2 separate regions of the Homo sapiens genome follow, and region 2 is linked to region 1. A link is a loop called in an ENCODE intact Hi-C map of the cell type or tissue named here. Cell type or tissue: heart right ventricle. All regions are shown on one strand. Each heading gives the region's core, and the rest is flanking DNA. Links, peaks and the distances in the headings are about the cores only. Region 1 has its middle 73 kb from the start of LINC01673. Region 2 holds the start of LOC124905003 (a long non-coding RNA gene).

Region 1 (8,349 bases), core at 138-8,137:
TTTGAATTAATATTTACACTGTTTTCCAAATCTTGATACCAGGGTACATTACCTAACAAGAAACCAATTCCTTAGGAGAGACCCATCTAATCAGACAGTGGCTTTCTTCATCAGCTTGGGTTGTTATAACACATTACCCTAGACGAGGTGACTTCGACAGCAAACATTTCTCATAGCTCTGGATGATGGCAGTTTGAGATCAGGGTTCCAGTCTCATCTGAGATCAGTTTTGGTGAGGGTACTCCTCCACTCCATAGGTGGCTATCTTCCCACTGTCTTCTCATGTGGGACAGAGAGAGAATGAGAGAGAGTGAGAGAGAGAGAGAAACAGAGAGAGAGAGAGAAACAGAGAGAGAGAGAGAAACAGAGAGAGAGAAACAGAGAGAGAGAGAGAAACAGAGAGAGAGAGGCAGAGAAGAAGAAGCAAGCTGTTTTCTGTCCTTTTTAAAAAAATAAGGGCACTTATCTCATCATAAGGAATCTCCTCTCATGATCAAATTCCTCCCAAAGGCCCATCTCAAATTACTATTACATTGTACATTAGGATTTCGACATATGAATTTTGGGGAGACACATTCAGTCCATAGTAGTGGCCTCCAGCATCCATCCCTGTGTTTCCTTTGCTCTTCAATATCCTCTGGAAACACACCTCCATACTACACAGACTTTACCTATTGTTTTCTTCTCTCTCCTCATCTTATCCTCCTTTCTGATTCTCGACTGTGGTGGACACAAATTCTCACCCTCCAGGCTCAACAATTCTCAATGACCGTCTGGGTTCTACAACTTGTCTTTGGGAATACAGTTTCAAAGGGCCAGTTTGTGACAGGCTAAATACTTTGAAAAGCTTCCCCAGGAAAATAGTTTCATTGGTTACTTTAACAGGCAGAGAGTGTAAGCCAAATTATTTTGTGTTTTTGTTTGATCTGTGTATTGCCAATGCTGACATATTCCAGCTTAATTGATACTTTCTTTTGAGTGGCAATCTGGTGTTAAATTTATTGCATGAAATGGATGCCAGTAAGTTTTTAAGTGCATAAAACATCTGACCCAATTGTAATAGGAGACATTAAATTAAGTAAATATTATCATTATCCTCTGAAGCCACAGGTGAAAATGGTCAAGTTGATAGCAAGTGAGAGGCAGATATGGGATGGAGAGTAAGGTCTGATAATATTTAAGTATCTGTTTCCTGATGTCTCTGAGTTCAGCTTCCATTTTGTCATTTTCATAATTTTGTTATGTGCAATGTGAGCTCAGCTGCCTCAAGTTAGAAATACTATTGGAAAATACACCTGGTATGTAGGCTTGCCATGTACCTTTCTTTTTTTTCTTTTTTGACAGAGTCTTTCTCTGCTGCCCAGGCTGGAGGTCAGCCGCACCATCTCACTGCAACCTCCGCCTCCCGGGTTCAAGCTATGCTCCTGACTCAGCCTCCTGAGTAGCTGGGATTACAGGCGCCTGCCACCATGCCCAGCTAATTTTTTGTATTTTTAGTAGAGACGAGGTTTCGTCATGTTGGCCAGGCTGGTCTCGAACTCTGGAGCTCAGGCAATCTGCCTGCCTCAGCCTCCCAAAGTGCTAGGATTACAGGTGTGAGCCACCACACCTGGCCCCATGTTCCTTTCTTAGGCAACATTAAATAACAGAGGATGTCAGAGAGATCTTGCCATCCTTAATCCTCAGTTGCACCTATGAAGCCAAGTTGGGTCTAATTCAATTGAACTGGCATGAGAAGCAACTGTTATCTACCAGAGTATTTGTTCAAAATTAAAAGCTATATATGTGGTACTTACCAAGAATGCCAGTGTGGCAGAACTGGAACTTGTTCTATCAAAATGACTAGCTATGTCCACAGTTAGGGAATCTCAAATCCAAGTTTATTTATTTTATATAAGGGAGACGTTACCTTCCTTGCTTCTCATATTCCAATAGTCTTCTTAAATTTCCTGCCTAATCATAATTACTGGTATGAACAATATAGTAGATGATTCGAGTCTGAAATAATTTTTAAACACTTTAGACTTAATTAAGTCCACATGGTCATAATTTTTGGTTAGAGTCTGCATTAAGAGTAACATTTAAGTGAAAGTCAATCAGTTGATGAAGTCAAGTATCTAAACTGATGAAAATGTCTTTCAAGAATATAAAATTCAGTGAGGCATAGATTTCTCAAAACAAGCTTCACCATCTTGTGTGTGTGTTGCATCCAATTCTATTTACTTTACAGGCACAGTGTCACTGCTGTTAATTATTACATAAATTGAAGGTCTTTGTTTCTAGCTTTATGATCATGGCCCCAATGACTTCTTCTCCCAAACAGATTTTTATACAATTTTACTCCCTGCTCTCTCTCAGACCCTTTGGGGACAAAAATTTTTTTCTCCAGCCCGTGGACTTTGAGAGCCCCATTCTCTTTGGGATTCAGTACGTACCTAGATATACTTGTGGAATGTTGAAATATACATGGTCATCTCTAACTTCAGGTTTTTCTGTCCACATCCCCTCCATACTCTGCCCTGTTTTCTTTTAGATTACTAATATCCTAGAACTTTTCCTAATCCTTCCCAGCCATTCACTACCCAATTGAGAAAGAGTGCTCCAGAACTTTCTCTCCCCCACTAGCGCCCTGTCTAGCCTCATCAAAAACATTTTCTTACTGACCAGGTAAACTAGAAAGAATCTGATATTTCATTTTATTTAATTTCTATTTAATTTATTTATAAGTATTACGTGTATTATATTTAAACTGTTTACATATATATATATATATCCTCATCTAGAGATATTTGCATATTAACAGAGTAAATTGCTTTTATCTAAATCAGTAATCCTCAACCTTGGTTGTATATTAGAAACACCTGAGAAATTTTTAAAAACCATCAATACCTAGGTCTTGGCCCTAGGGATTCTGATATAATTGACCTAGGGTATGACTTGTATATCCTGTATTCATAAAATCTTTCCTAGTGATTCTAATGTGTAGTCAGCGCTGAAAAATTTGCTTTAAAGGAATATGTCTCTTTAAATGCACAAACCTAGACACCTCTCCTTTTATTTAAGGGATCTCTGGCTCCTCCAAGTAATTTGAGAAGCTGCGTCTTTTGGCAGCATAGATCAGCTGTTCAGGGACTCTCCCCATTCTTCTCCCCCTTTCTCTTTTCGGCTTTGAGACCGGTGCCAAATTAATCACCACTATAATCAAAACTACGATGTTTCACTTTCCCATAATTCCATCATTGTGCGTGATATAAAGTGTGGAACATACAAAAGTTTGAGCTTCTAAGAGAAAATAGACATACATACTTGTTGAATCAAGAATCTCTGCCTCTGTCATGTCTGACTCCTTGCACCCATGATTTAAATTTACCTCGTAGCAAAGAAGGCATGAGGGAAATTCTGTACTATAAAAGGGTGCCTCCATGAGATTTCCCCTAAATGTTCAGATAATCAAGGTTATCCATATGGGGCAGCAGGGAACTAAACAAAAAGTTTGACTCATTTGTTCAACAAATATCCATTAAGCGACTACTATGAGCTACCATACGAAGTGCTGGGAAGACAGTCAAGATGAAGCCCCTGATCTCAAAATGCTTCCGGTCCAGGAGTAGAGTGTGGCTAGAGGCTGGGAGAAGACAAAATTCACTACGTAGGAATTTAAATATAACCATGGTAACATTGGAAGGTGAAATTCAGGGAGTTGTTAGTTTGAGATGGTTGGTGTGACCCGGAAAAGGTTTTATTGAGGTAATGGTATTTCAATTGAGAGTTAAAGGGTAGGAATGGTGGCAAGGGCAGAATCCCGGCAGAGGAAAAAGGTGTTTAGATTCAGAGTTGGGAATGGCTTTGGTCATTAAAGAAAATAAGTAAAACAAACAAACAAAAATCAATATGCTTGAAACAGAGTAAACAAAAAGAGGGGCTAGTTAAAAATGGGCTGGAGAACCAAGCTGAGGCTGGAATCTACAAAGCCCTGGAGGCCTCCTTAAATTTTTTTCATTTTATCCTAGGAGGAATTAGAAATAACTACAGTTTGTTATATAAAAGATGACTCTCAGAATTTAAAAAAAAGAATTTTAAGGTTTATTTGTTTATGTATTGCTAGTTTGCTCAAACATCACCTTCTTAAAGAGGCCTACTCTGTCTCTTCTCTTAGTACAGCAAGCTGGCTGCATCTCCACCCCTACTCCTCCCAGTGGCCCTTAATACACTGTGGTTTTCTTTATGCCTGCTACCAATCAAGTCATTTACTCATTTATCAAGTTTATTGCCTATTGTTTGTTTCTGCTCACAAGTGCAAGCCCCCCATATGCAGAGCTCTGCAACATCTGATGCTGTATTGCACGCAGCTTCTTAGAGCAGCATCTAATATAAAAGAGAACTGTGCTCAATAAGTATTGACTCAGCACATGAGCTTCCCTAGGCAAAATCACTTATTATATCTTTGTTCTTCATCAAAAATTCACACTAGGCAGTTTAAACTTAATTAAGGTAGTACATAAAATAAATTGCTTTTTTTTTCTCCTTGGGAGCTTTGTAATGAATAGTCTCAGCATTATTTATTTAAGCTCTGTAGCAGACATGGTCACATTCTCAGCAGAGAGGTCATGAACAAAATATTCTCATCCAAGGAGATTTTTTTGTAGATTAGACTCAAGAGGTCCAACATTGGCAAGTCAGCATGTGTGATATTTTTCTAGGCCTGTTCTCACACATATCCATTTCTAATTCACAATCCACAGTACAGACTTCACATTTATAGGAGTCAATTTTTAAGTTCACGTAGTGACCCCTCAGATATGTAGCTATGTAATCTCTAGCAAAAGCCCAAGTACTTTTTTACCTCCTGAGATATCAGTGCTAAGAAAATGGTGGGCTTTTGTTTTTAAGGATGCAGCTCTTAGTCTATAGAGGGTTTGAGCAGCTGACCAGTAGAGGGCACCTGCCACTCTAAAATTGCCTCATGTCCTGTCAGTCTAGAGACACAGGCTTCACTGATTTATAAATAAGTTATTATTGCCTTCAGAATATTTTTATTTCCTTTCTGATCATCCAATATTATTGATTTCTAACACAAGTAATATGTCATAATAAAAATAAAGATTCATAAAGAGAAAAACTAAATCACTAATAGTACGATTACCCGGAGATAGCATAACCACTATTAATGTTTGATATTATTCCATATTATAATACATGCATCTGAATTCCATGTATTTCCCCAAATGGGATCACAAAGTAAATGCTATTTAATAACTTAAAAATAGATGAAATATGCAAGTTGAATCTAGGGCTATATCTTATAATGCCAGAAAGTCCTAAAAAAAAAAGGAAGAAAAGAAAACCCACAATGATGGGGGCATGTCAAAGGGTCCGAGGAACAAACTGAAAAAGCTCCAAGTGTCCATAGCTAGAACAATTTGGGCAACAAAGCAAACAAAGTAGCATTGGATTATGGTCCAAATTATAAAATCAATGTCTGAGTCCATACAGATATCAATACACAATTGAATAGGTAGTAGAGAAGAAACAAATCTGCCTTGTAGAAGAATACCAAATAATCAAAACAACTCACTTCTTCAGTATGAGCTGTTAATAGTGACTTTCTTCCAAAGGGTGCAATATGGAAAGAGTTGAAAAATAGTAAATTTACAGTGGAAAAACCTAACACCACCTTAACTAGGTGACCAAGGTCAATATCAACAAGTCATGTTGACTGTATGTAGCTTTAATATGTTGTTAGGAAACTAGCACTTTACCTCTATGATATTCCTCTATAACAGAGGAAATGAAGACCTGAAAAGGCTGAGGCAATTTTCAAAATCAGAATTGGTTGTATTTACTGATCAATTAAAATGTAAAGAGACAGGCAAGGCAATTGAAGTTGGATAAAGAGTTAAAGATGGGCATCTGAGTGAAAACATGAACTGTGTCCACTTGTGAATGGACATGTAACATCACACACACACACACAAATTGGCTGCAATATCTACAAATGCCAGTTTCCCTGGAAAACATCTACCATTGCTGTTTTTTTCAAGTTGAGACAAGTGAAAAAAAATGTATAGGATTTTGAATTAGAAAAACTGGAGGTCGAAACCTAGCTCTGCTATAGTAATTTTGGGTAAGGAAAAGAATGTGAAAAGTGAAATAGCACACAAGTTTCAGGGTTTTTAAGAGAGCTGATGACATTGCACAGAGAGTTACAAGAAATCATGGCGTTCCTCCCACAACTGGGACCAGACAAATTATTGTAATTATCATTAGCAGTCAAGATTGGCAGAAGGAAGCTATTTTCTGGTTTCTTATTAATATGCGATGATGGAAGATAAATCATTTTCCCAAGCAACCCTTCTGCCATAAGTAAATGTCTATAGATTGATCACAAATTTAATAATATTATTTTTAATTTTCTGGTTATAAAATGTTCCTTCTTTCAAAAATATTAAGGCCTCCAAGTGTAGTTTCAGTAGTCTTTTAAGCCCTGTGGTAAACTCTGAGTAAAGCTTCATGGAAAATATCTGAAGGGGTTATTTCTTGAGTTCAGTGATAAGTTTAGGCAGCTGTAAATTTTCCAGTTCCTGGAGTAGAATTCTATAAGCATAACCTATATTCTATGGCCATTCTATTACATTTCCATAAATGTGCACACTGATGATGTGATACAACTCATGATTTATTTTCAGATTTATTTCTGAAAATTTATTGTAGGAATAATGATTTCCCAATTGATCCACATGAGATACTAATGTCCACAGGAGATACTAATAGAGTGTACTCGCTATTTTTAGTCTGTTACCCTCATTTATGAACATAACAATGTTCGTAACATCAGTTTTGAGACTTAAACTAAACATTTCTTTTACATTGACCAAAATTGTTGTCATTTAAATTGTTATCAAATACATGCAATTAAATAATTAAAATATACAAATAATTTCACACATCCTTTACTTCCAAAAATCTTCTCCATATAGTAGAGTTGATAAGAAGTAAAAGATGTTTGGAACTTCGAGTTGATTCTGTAAGGTACTGAGACTCTTGGGGATGATGAGACAGGTGGATGTATTTTGCATGTAGATTGAATTTGAATCTTCAGGACCAGAGCACATACTTTGATGGGCAGAATAACGGCTTCCCGAAGATGTTCACCTCTCAGTCTCTGGAATCTGTGACTATGCTAGCAACCTTAATATGGAGAAATTATCCGGGATTACCCACATAGTCCCAATATAATCAGAAAGTTTCTTAAATTTGGAGGGAGACAGAAGATTCAGTATCAGAGTGATGCAACAAGTGGAAGACTTGAAAGGCCGTTGTTGGCTTTGGCGATGGAAGACCTCTATGAGCCAAGGAATGTGGGCAGCCTCAAGAAGCTGGAAAAGTCAAGGAAATCATTTCTGTCCTAGAAGATCCAGAAAGAAACACCGTCCTATTGATTCCTCAATTTTTAAAACAATGAGGTCCATTTCAGACTTCTAACTTTCACACTTATAAGAAAAATTTGTATTAAGCCACTAAACTTGCTGCAATGTGTACAGTAGGAAACTAACATATTGGTAGCCTTTATGATATTCCTGTAACTAAATGCTCTGGACCCCAAATCAATATAGATCTTATTAGTGATGTTTTGCACTGCAGCAAATAGTTATTGCAAAATTATTGCAAATGTGTAGTTATTAAATCCCCCCCACACACACTTTAGTTAAACTAATTCAGTCAAACTAAACTAATTTAGTGTGTGAGAAAATAAAAGAAGCAATTCATTCTAACTAAAGAATAAGCACATCTTCTTAACAGTATTGTTCTATGCTATCCTTTTGCCTTCCTGCTTTTGCAAAAGCTACTAAACTTACTTTATCATTTTCTTATTAACCTTATCCTTATTTATTTTTGCTGAATAATTTATATTGTCTTTTAATATTCAGGTCAGGTATAGCCTACTCTAAACAACATTCTTAGACCACATCTGGCCAGTGTAGTCATTTCTTCCAGATGTTTCTGTATGTTTTAACCTAACAGTCCTTCTACTGCTCTGTAATATACTGCTTATGTGTTTGTTTTCTCCATTGCAGAGAAAGTTCTTTGAGTGAAATATCTATACCTTACATACCTTTGTATCCCCTGAATGATTCCTACTGCTGTCTATATGGCTGGTACCAGTGTCTTGGTCCAAAATGAAGAAATGCATGAGTTATTAGCCTCTTCTTGAGGTTTCTTAGAACTTTAGGGCATTAAAAAGTCCTTCTTCACTAGTGTATAAACATTTGTATAAACATGCTTAGTGTATAAAAATATGTATAAACATGTTTAGTGTATAAACATGCTCACTTGTCTCCTATCTGAAAC
Region 2 (8,349 bases), core at 199-8,198, 200 kb after region 1:
GGGATCAGGCACAAAGAATCTTGGAGGGTGAGATTAATCTACACAGCGGGTCGCCCAGACCATTTCATTCTTCCTTGTTGCACCCAGCATCTCTCTTTTGGTATGGGGGAAATTTTTTACAGCCATCTGACAGAGGAGGAAAAAGGTTGAGTTTGTTTCCCAAGGGCCTCACCTTTGTAAGCGGGTTCAAACTGAAAATCAGTTATTGTTATACAATAGTCCCACTCATAGATGTTGCAAAACGACTGGTGATTATACATTTATCCCAATAGGCAGATCTTAGGGTGGTATAAGTTGTCATCCACTTTACATGGAAATAGAAAGTCCATGGTAGGAGTATGTACAGACACATTTACAGAAGCTAATGGTTTGATTGGTTTGATAGAGCTTGAAGGAAAAAGATTGGAAGAACTGGGACACGCAGATGAACTTACAGTAATGGGAACAAAGTATAAAGATCTATGTATGACATTTTAATACCCACCACAGAACATTCACAAAGAAGAGGCACTAACAGTGCAGATTTAACAGCAGCTTGTTGATATCAGCCAGCATCGCATCTATGCTCAGACACCCTTTTGCTGCAGCAGAGACTCAAGCACAGGGTAGCCACGGTAGTGGAGATGGAGCCATGCAGGGCCTGACAGCACAGAATCCCACTCAATAAGGTTGATCTGGCTACTTCTCTAGTAAAATTCCCAATAACTTAGCAACTGAGATCAACTGTCAGTCTCTAATATGGCACCTTAAGATAACCAACCAGGCATTTGGTAGCAAGTTGCTACCCTTGGACTTCTGCTCTAAAAGGGACATGATTCACCTTGATTATATTTTAGGTATTGGCTTCCTGTTCCTAACCTCAAGACCTAAGCCAGTTACACTACCACAAAGTTTACTAAATATTTGAGCCATCACACAGGATTCTGCTTATAATCTCTTCAGATAAAGGGAATCATTTTACACAAATGATTAACATAAAAGAAGGAGAATACAACCACAAAGTATATTGGTCTTATATACTGTATTCCACAACATGCCAACAACTGTCAGCTGATGGAGCAAATAAATTGCCTTTTCTCTTTTTCAGCTATATCAAGGTAGAATTGACAAATAAAAAATTGTATATATTTGGCTGGGCGTGGTGGCTCACGCCTGTAATCCAAGAACTTTGAGAGGCAGAGGCGGGCAGGTCATGAGGTCAGGAGATTGAGAACATCCTGGCCAACATGGTAAAACCTGTCTTGACTAAAACTACAAAAATTAGCTGGGCATGGTGGTGCATGCCTGTAGTCCCAGCTACTTGGGAGGCTGAGGCAGGAGGATTGCTTGAACCTGGGAGGCGGAGGTTGCAGTAAGCTGAGATCTTGCCACTGCACTCCAGCCTGGTGACAGAGGGAGACCCTGTGTCAAAAAAAAAAAAAAAAAAAAAATTGTATATATTCAAGGTGTACAATGTGTACCTCTGGGTTATTTAATTAATCTCATGTTTTAGGATTATAAAATCTAGAATTATGTAGATGAAATAATTCAACGTGGTTTTTCAGATGATGTGGCAAAAATTGTACGTCTATATGCAAAAATAAATGTGAATCACACCTTGCACCACATGCAGAAATTATAAAACATCTCCAAGGAGATGTCCAAAAAAAAAAAACCCAAGAGACAACCTTGGGTTAAGTTTAGACTCAACATCCAGCAACATGAATCATAAAAGGAAAATGAAATATATTGGCATTCAACAAAATTAAAAAAAAAAGAACGATTTGCTCTTTGAATGACACTGTTAAAAAAATCAAAGAAAAAGTCACAGTCTGGTAGAAAACATTTCAAAACATATATATATATAAAATGAAAGTCTGTTACTAAAAATATATTTAAAATTTTCACAACTGAATAATGATAAAAAATTAAAAATGGGCAAAATATAAAACTTTATTCAAGGAAATATGTGGATGCACATTAACATATGAAATGATTCTATACATCATTTTATTTAGGGAAATGCAAATTAAGACCACGATGTGGTAGCGTACATCTGTTAGAATGGCTTTAAAGCAAAACTGGTAGTATCAAGTTGTGGTGAGCATGCAGATCAATTGGAAATCTCATGCAATGCTAGTGGTAATGCAAAATGACACAGCTATTTTTGAAAATGATGCAGCTACTTTTGAAAATACTTTGATGCTTTCTCATAAAGTTAAACATCTATTCAGCATACAACACAGCAATACCACTCCTAGGTGGATATAAAAGAGAATTGAAAGCATATGTTTGTATAAATATCTATACACCCATGCTTATATCAGTCTTGCTCCTAATTACCCAAATTAAAGCCAAATGTCCATCAATAAGGAAAATATTTATACAAATTATGGTACATCTAAACAATGGAATAAAAAACAGCAATGCAACAACATTAATGATTCACAAATGTATTAGACTAATTGAAATAAACCAGAAGCAAATGGTAGTGCATATAGTATGATTTCACTCGTATGACATTTTGGAAAAGGCAAAACTATATGGACAGAAAAGAGACCATTGTTTGTTAAGGGCTGAATATGGGAGAAAGAATTGACCACAAACTTGCATAAGGGAATTTTTTTAGATGATGGAAATGCTCTATGTCTTAAATGTAATGATGATTTCTTGACTACATGCATTTATCAGAATGCATAGAACTGTACAACCAAAAGGAATTAATTTGTCTATGAGTAAATTATATCCCAATACATGTAAATTAATTTAGTAGCACAAGAAGAACTTAGGACAATTTCTGGTACAAGTAAGTGTCCAAGAAACACTAGCTGCTATTGTTATCATCATCACCATTATTGAAATGACCAGAATAGTTTTAATAAGTGAATAATAAGCCACAAAAATAATAAGTTACAGTTTTTATAATATAGGATGAGACAGTAATACAAATTTATTCAATTTCATAGTCAAATATTTAGATGGTCAAATGAATAAGACTATAAAAGCACATATAAGCTAAATCTCAAATCTGCATTTAGAATTAACAGTGAATATTACATAGTTTTTTTTTACAGTATTCTAACTAAATTTTCAAAACAGATTAAAAGTGTCTGTGCATGCATTTATTCATGCAATATTTATTGACCATTTACCATGTGTAAGTCCTATGCTATGCACTGGGACTATTAGTGCTATGACCCTGAACTAAATCTATTAGTTTAGAAATTATCAATAATAATTTTACTCTTACATAATCTAGTGTATTGTATAATCAAACATGTAACAGCAGTTAAGTCAAAAATATTCAGAAAGAAAACCAGGGTCAACCTGAAGACTGAATGTATGTTTATAATTTTTAAAGGAGAATTTTTCTGTGCTATATAGTTGGTGGAAGTCAAGTCAACTGGAACAATTGAAGATAAAGTATGTATGTAAATACTGTTAAAGTTAGGAAAAACACTAATGAAAAAGTTTAATGGAAAGTTGGGATCTAGTTATGTTTGAATAAAGAATGTTTCAGTTACCATGGCTACATAACAAATTATCTCAAATCTAGTATTTACAAAAAATACTATTTTACTAATATTGGATTCTAGTAAATTACTGTCACGGATTCTGAGGTTCAGCATGGCTTGCCTCTTCTCCACAATACCTAGGGTTATACTTGGAAAGGCTTGCTGGCTGGAGGCTGGAATCTTCAGAAGACATCTTTCCTCACATGTGTGGTTGTTGACGCAGGTTGTTGGCTGAAACCTAAACCGAGCTGTGCATTAGAACTCCTAAAGTGGCCTCTTCTTGTCTAATTCATATCTTAATAATAGTTGTAAACTCAGTAATAGCTTTTCTAAAACCCCAATTTAAAAATGGGCAAAACATGTTAGTTTATTTAGAAATATTTTTACCTAGAAGTTTATTTAGAGGAACCTGGACCCCTGGCTCATGATTGGGAACAGCACCTCTGAAGGCTGAATGTCTGCATTGAACTTGATGGAGTAAGGATAAATTTTACTCTCCACTGACATCTAGAGGGGGTGTTTTTGGAGAGGAAGATTTGGACTTCTTTCTAGCATGGTGGCTGACAGCAAACATCCTCAGAGAACAAAGTGAATATGCCTAGCATTTTTACAACCAGACCTTGGAATTGTCATGGCGTCATTTTAGCTTATTCTATTGGTTGAAATAGTCACAAAAATCTACTCTGCTGAAACACTTGGGGTTAGGGGTGGCAGCACATTACCATGGGCAATGGGAGGAAAATCAAGATCACATTAACAAGAGCATGAAAGACGGGCCATTTTGGAAGATGCAATCGTCCACAAAATGTGAGTATTTGTCATCGGATTATATGAATATTGATATAATTAGCAATTGGTAGGTCTCCTTTTGGAAATATAGTAATTGACATGAGAGCTAAGTGAACATTACAAAATTGGCCTTAAATAATTAGGTCCCCAGCTTAGTCAGGAGTCTCATTAATCATTTTCATTCTATAGGAAAGTTTGCCATTAATATTCAGGTCATACAAGCAAAAGCAGATATTTATAGATAGCCAGAATCGCACTGTTTAGCAGACATGTATTCATAACATTATGTGCTAAGCACTAACTACACCTAGTAAAGACATCATGTTTTCCACATAAAACTACTATATTAAGTACTCTGCTAGTATGAGTATTTTCTTTTACCACACAGTGACCTGTATTTTACTTTCGGAGAAAAATTTTTTCAGCTTACAAAATGTTAGCTGGATATTTACCACTTTTATTACCTTCATGGAAGTCCAGCTAGACTAATACGCCTTTTGAAGAATGAGCTAAGATGAGGCATTTGATAAATTTCTTACAGCTATTGTTTTCCCTGATATTATTTTTATGGCATGGAATTAAACGTTACAAAATATCAGTTTACAATGACTGGAAAATCCAATTCCCTTAATAGTGAAGAAGGTAAAATCTTCCAAAGAGTATTACATATCTCCAAGCACAATATACCTTGATAGATATACAGCATACCTTTTCCTTAATATAGACAAAATTCAGCATATTGTGGCAATAAAATAGGAATACCAAATGTGTCTTTTGCCAGTATCATTTCTTGAGGTGGCTACAGTCCCATTCCCGTTTCTCTTTGAAAGAACTAAATTCAAAGTGCACCTAACAGAGTGGTGGTTACTCATAAATCTGTTTTATATTCCAGAGTGTTGGAGGAGTGGGGAGAGAGAGTAGTTTCGGCTGATGGGATATTGGTAGAAAAAATGTAAGTTATTTCATTAAAGGTCCTTCTTCTCTTGTTTGATGTCCAAATGGAAGGGATTTGTAGAAGACTTCAGGACTCCAGATGACTCTGAAATACTTAGCAACAGTAGAAGATAACTACATAAGAGGAGCTTGGAACTTTGGCTCACCATGGGGAAGAGCACCACTGAAGGCTGACTATATCTGCACTGAACTTGATGGAGCAAGAATAAATTTTACTCTCCACTAACATCTAGGGGGTTGTATTTTACAGCAATTGCCACCATCATCAATATAGCTGATACTGTGAGACAGAAGGTAAAGTCTGAACAAGTTTATAGCCTCAGTGCAAGTAGCTGAAGAACAAAACCACTAACTCTGTGTGAAGAAGGATATCAAGGTTTTTTAAAAACAATAAAAAATGATAGTGTTGTAGACCTAGTTACGCATCATATAAAATCCTCCCATACCTACCAGCTTATGTATTCATCCTGTCTTTGATCCTGGCCCTTGCCTATTTTCTAAGGGACAGACGTAACGATAACTCAGGGACTTCCCAGGTCCAGACTACTCCCCCTGCTCTACCACCAACAGAAGTTTGGCACCCTCATGCGATGCATTGGCTGACAAGGAAAGACTTACCTTCACATGGTCATGCTGGACCCACGGGTATCTGCTTCTCTCTACCCAGAGGGGCCAAATTACACATCCTCTATGTGAAATGTGAATGAGTCAATGCTCCATGGGGCACACTTATACCAATGAGAAACCAACGAGAAACAGAATATGAGATTTTCTCTTTCTACAAAATTTTAGAAATAAAATAAGAAAAAAATAGTTCACCTAAATTAAGCAAATATTTTCCTATAAAGCACCCACATTTTCTTGCAATAAATACATTAACCTGGAGAAATGTCACTAACATGTCAAATTAACTTCTCAATTAATAAAGGCCAATTTTGATGTATTTCTAGCACTTTCAAGCTAGAAATAATGTGAATAGTTTTAAACTGAAGTGTTTTACACTTTAGTTTTACAGTTTTACAGTTCTGGTAAATATTTGGCTTCTGTGCTTTTAAGTTACTGTTGTAACTCTGAAGCCATATTTTGATTTAATCCTGAAAGGTTTCAGAAAGAAATCATGGACTACAAAACTTGTATAGAGTAACTCTTTTGTTTTAAGCAAATAAATACAACGTTAAAAAATTCTGCATTGGACAAAAGTAAAGCAGTTTAGCTTACTCAAATAAAACACAGCTGAATGATGATCAGTGTATTCTTCTATATGTTATTGTATCTTCAACCTCACCAGACTTTTGGCTGGTAGTCCCAACAATGTGTCCTAAACTTCATATTACCTGTTTTGATGTTGATTTTCACTGCAACTGACCATAAACACTTCAAGTTAGAGACTGTTATTGATATTATTTCTCTTTTTAATTATTAATGTTATGTGAAGTAACAAGCATATAGTAGGGAATCAATAAGGATTAGAGAAATTAACTTAAGAGGAAAAATACACATCTGAAGCTGAAATAAAATACTCAGAAGGGAAGTATTACGGGAGATATTTTAAGGACTTGACATTTCATTGATTAAGATTTCTTTTTTTCCTCATTGTGTAGTATCAAAGATCTTTCAAAAATTACAGGGATATCAACATAGAAGAACATATTTAGAAACATCACATAATGATTCCAAAATATTGTCTTTACTTTTAAGATTTTTTAGAAATCTCTCTAACATAAACTTCCTTGGGAATGGGATCACTTAAGGATAAGGAACTTTGGATTGCTGCAGAGCCATAAATTACAAATTCCAACCAGCTGACAGATTGAACTTTGAAAATAAAGAAAAATGCAAACCCACAAGTTTAAAATGTAAACATGTTGCCCAAAACCATTAAAAAGTCAGTTTGCATGATACTCTCAAGGTTGTTTTTTAAAAAGCCTGTCTGTTAAGTAAAGACAGTATTGTTCACCCTTTGAAGCTGATTCTCAAGAAGGGGTGCCCTTCTGCTACTCTCTATGAAAATAAAAATGAAAATAAAATATAAGGTTTTATTTCCTGCTTAGAGTTGTCCTAGGCCTGTGCTAATGCTTTCTACTGCTTTATTTCTAAAATTTTGTATATGAAGCTATTGCTACAGGAAATCTTTTTTTTCTTAAGACTTTAATACCTGGTAATCACACTACTGTAGAATTACTTCTCTATAAGGACCTTATCAGTAGGATTTAGTAGGCAATTCAAGAAGATAACAAGCCATGAAAAGATTTGGAATTTTTCTGGCTATGAGATAATCAATGATGTTCTATAAAATTCTGGGAATTATATCATTTTGGAACTACTTGCTCTGTGGTTGTTATTGAGTAATTTTATAATCTGACTTTTAGACAAATCACCACATTCATTTATTGATACAAGATTTAGTTATGGAGTCCTTGTTTTACACATGACAGCATGCTAGTGGGCTCGTCTGTTGATTGAAGGGAGAGTAAGTTACAGACCTGGACATTAAGCGACCTGCAGTTTCATAGAGGAGATGACACATGAGTCCAATTACAAAGACATTTGTAGGAAGTTCTAAGAGTCTCACTCAAGGCTCTCATGTCTGCTCTTCTTCCTCTACACATTTGTCTTTTCCTCTCTCATCATTCAAAATTTCATCATCCATCCAGGATAGCGTCAGAAGTTCCAGACAAATACATTCAATTTTTAACTACAATTTTCCTTTTTTCAAGTTACTCTGTTAATCTTCTTCCACTGGAACTCTTTCTCCACTTCCCTGAAACTTATATCTCATTGGCTCTCTCTACTTTTTCTACACCCACTATTCTTTTCTCCTTATTTTTCAACCCATCAAGCTTAGATTTCATGACCCAATCTTTAATTACTTGGAGAATATTTGATCTCTCTGAATTCTGCTCTTCCAAGAACTCTGGCAAAACCCCAAACCAGTTCATACCCACTTTCTTTTTGCCAGCACCTGTAAAGCTAAGCATTGAGCATAGGTATCAATATGAAGCTACCTATTTCAAACTCAACAGAGTTCAAGTAAGTTGATTATATTACATAATTTTTCTACTAGGTAGCCTAGAGCCCATTCAAATTCATCTTGTTCAAAAATAACACTCTC

Evidence for each region. A loop is a pair of places that touch in the nucleus more often than their neighbours do. Peaks named below come from ENCODE experiments on the same cell type or tissue, not always from the same donor. Only the 100,000 strongest peaks of a DNase experiment are listed, where the experiment ranks them.
Region 2: a loop joins it to region 1, with 8 times the contacts of the local background. A loop is called at or near these places in 27 of 110 quality-filtered maps.

The regions. Positions count from the first base shown.
Region 1 is chr21:27,561,462-27,569,810 of GRCh38, reverse strand. No RefSeq gene overlaps it. Among named protein-coding and RNA genes, the nearest start is that of LINC01673, 73 kb to the left of the region's middle. In heart right ventricle, for the core only: a CTCF peak has its summit at 4,925 (motif pointing right); a DNase peak (open chromatin) is centred at 4,934.
Region 2 is chr21:27,358,096-27,366,444 of GRCh38, reverse strand. It overlaps LOC124905003 (a long non-coding RNA gene), which reads left to right and starts at 1,913. Exons shown (of 2, transcript XR_007067831.1): 1 at 1,913-5,531. In heart right ventricle, for the core only: a CTCF peak has its summit at 3,983 (motif pointing left); no DNase peak of the experiment used is centred there.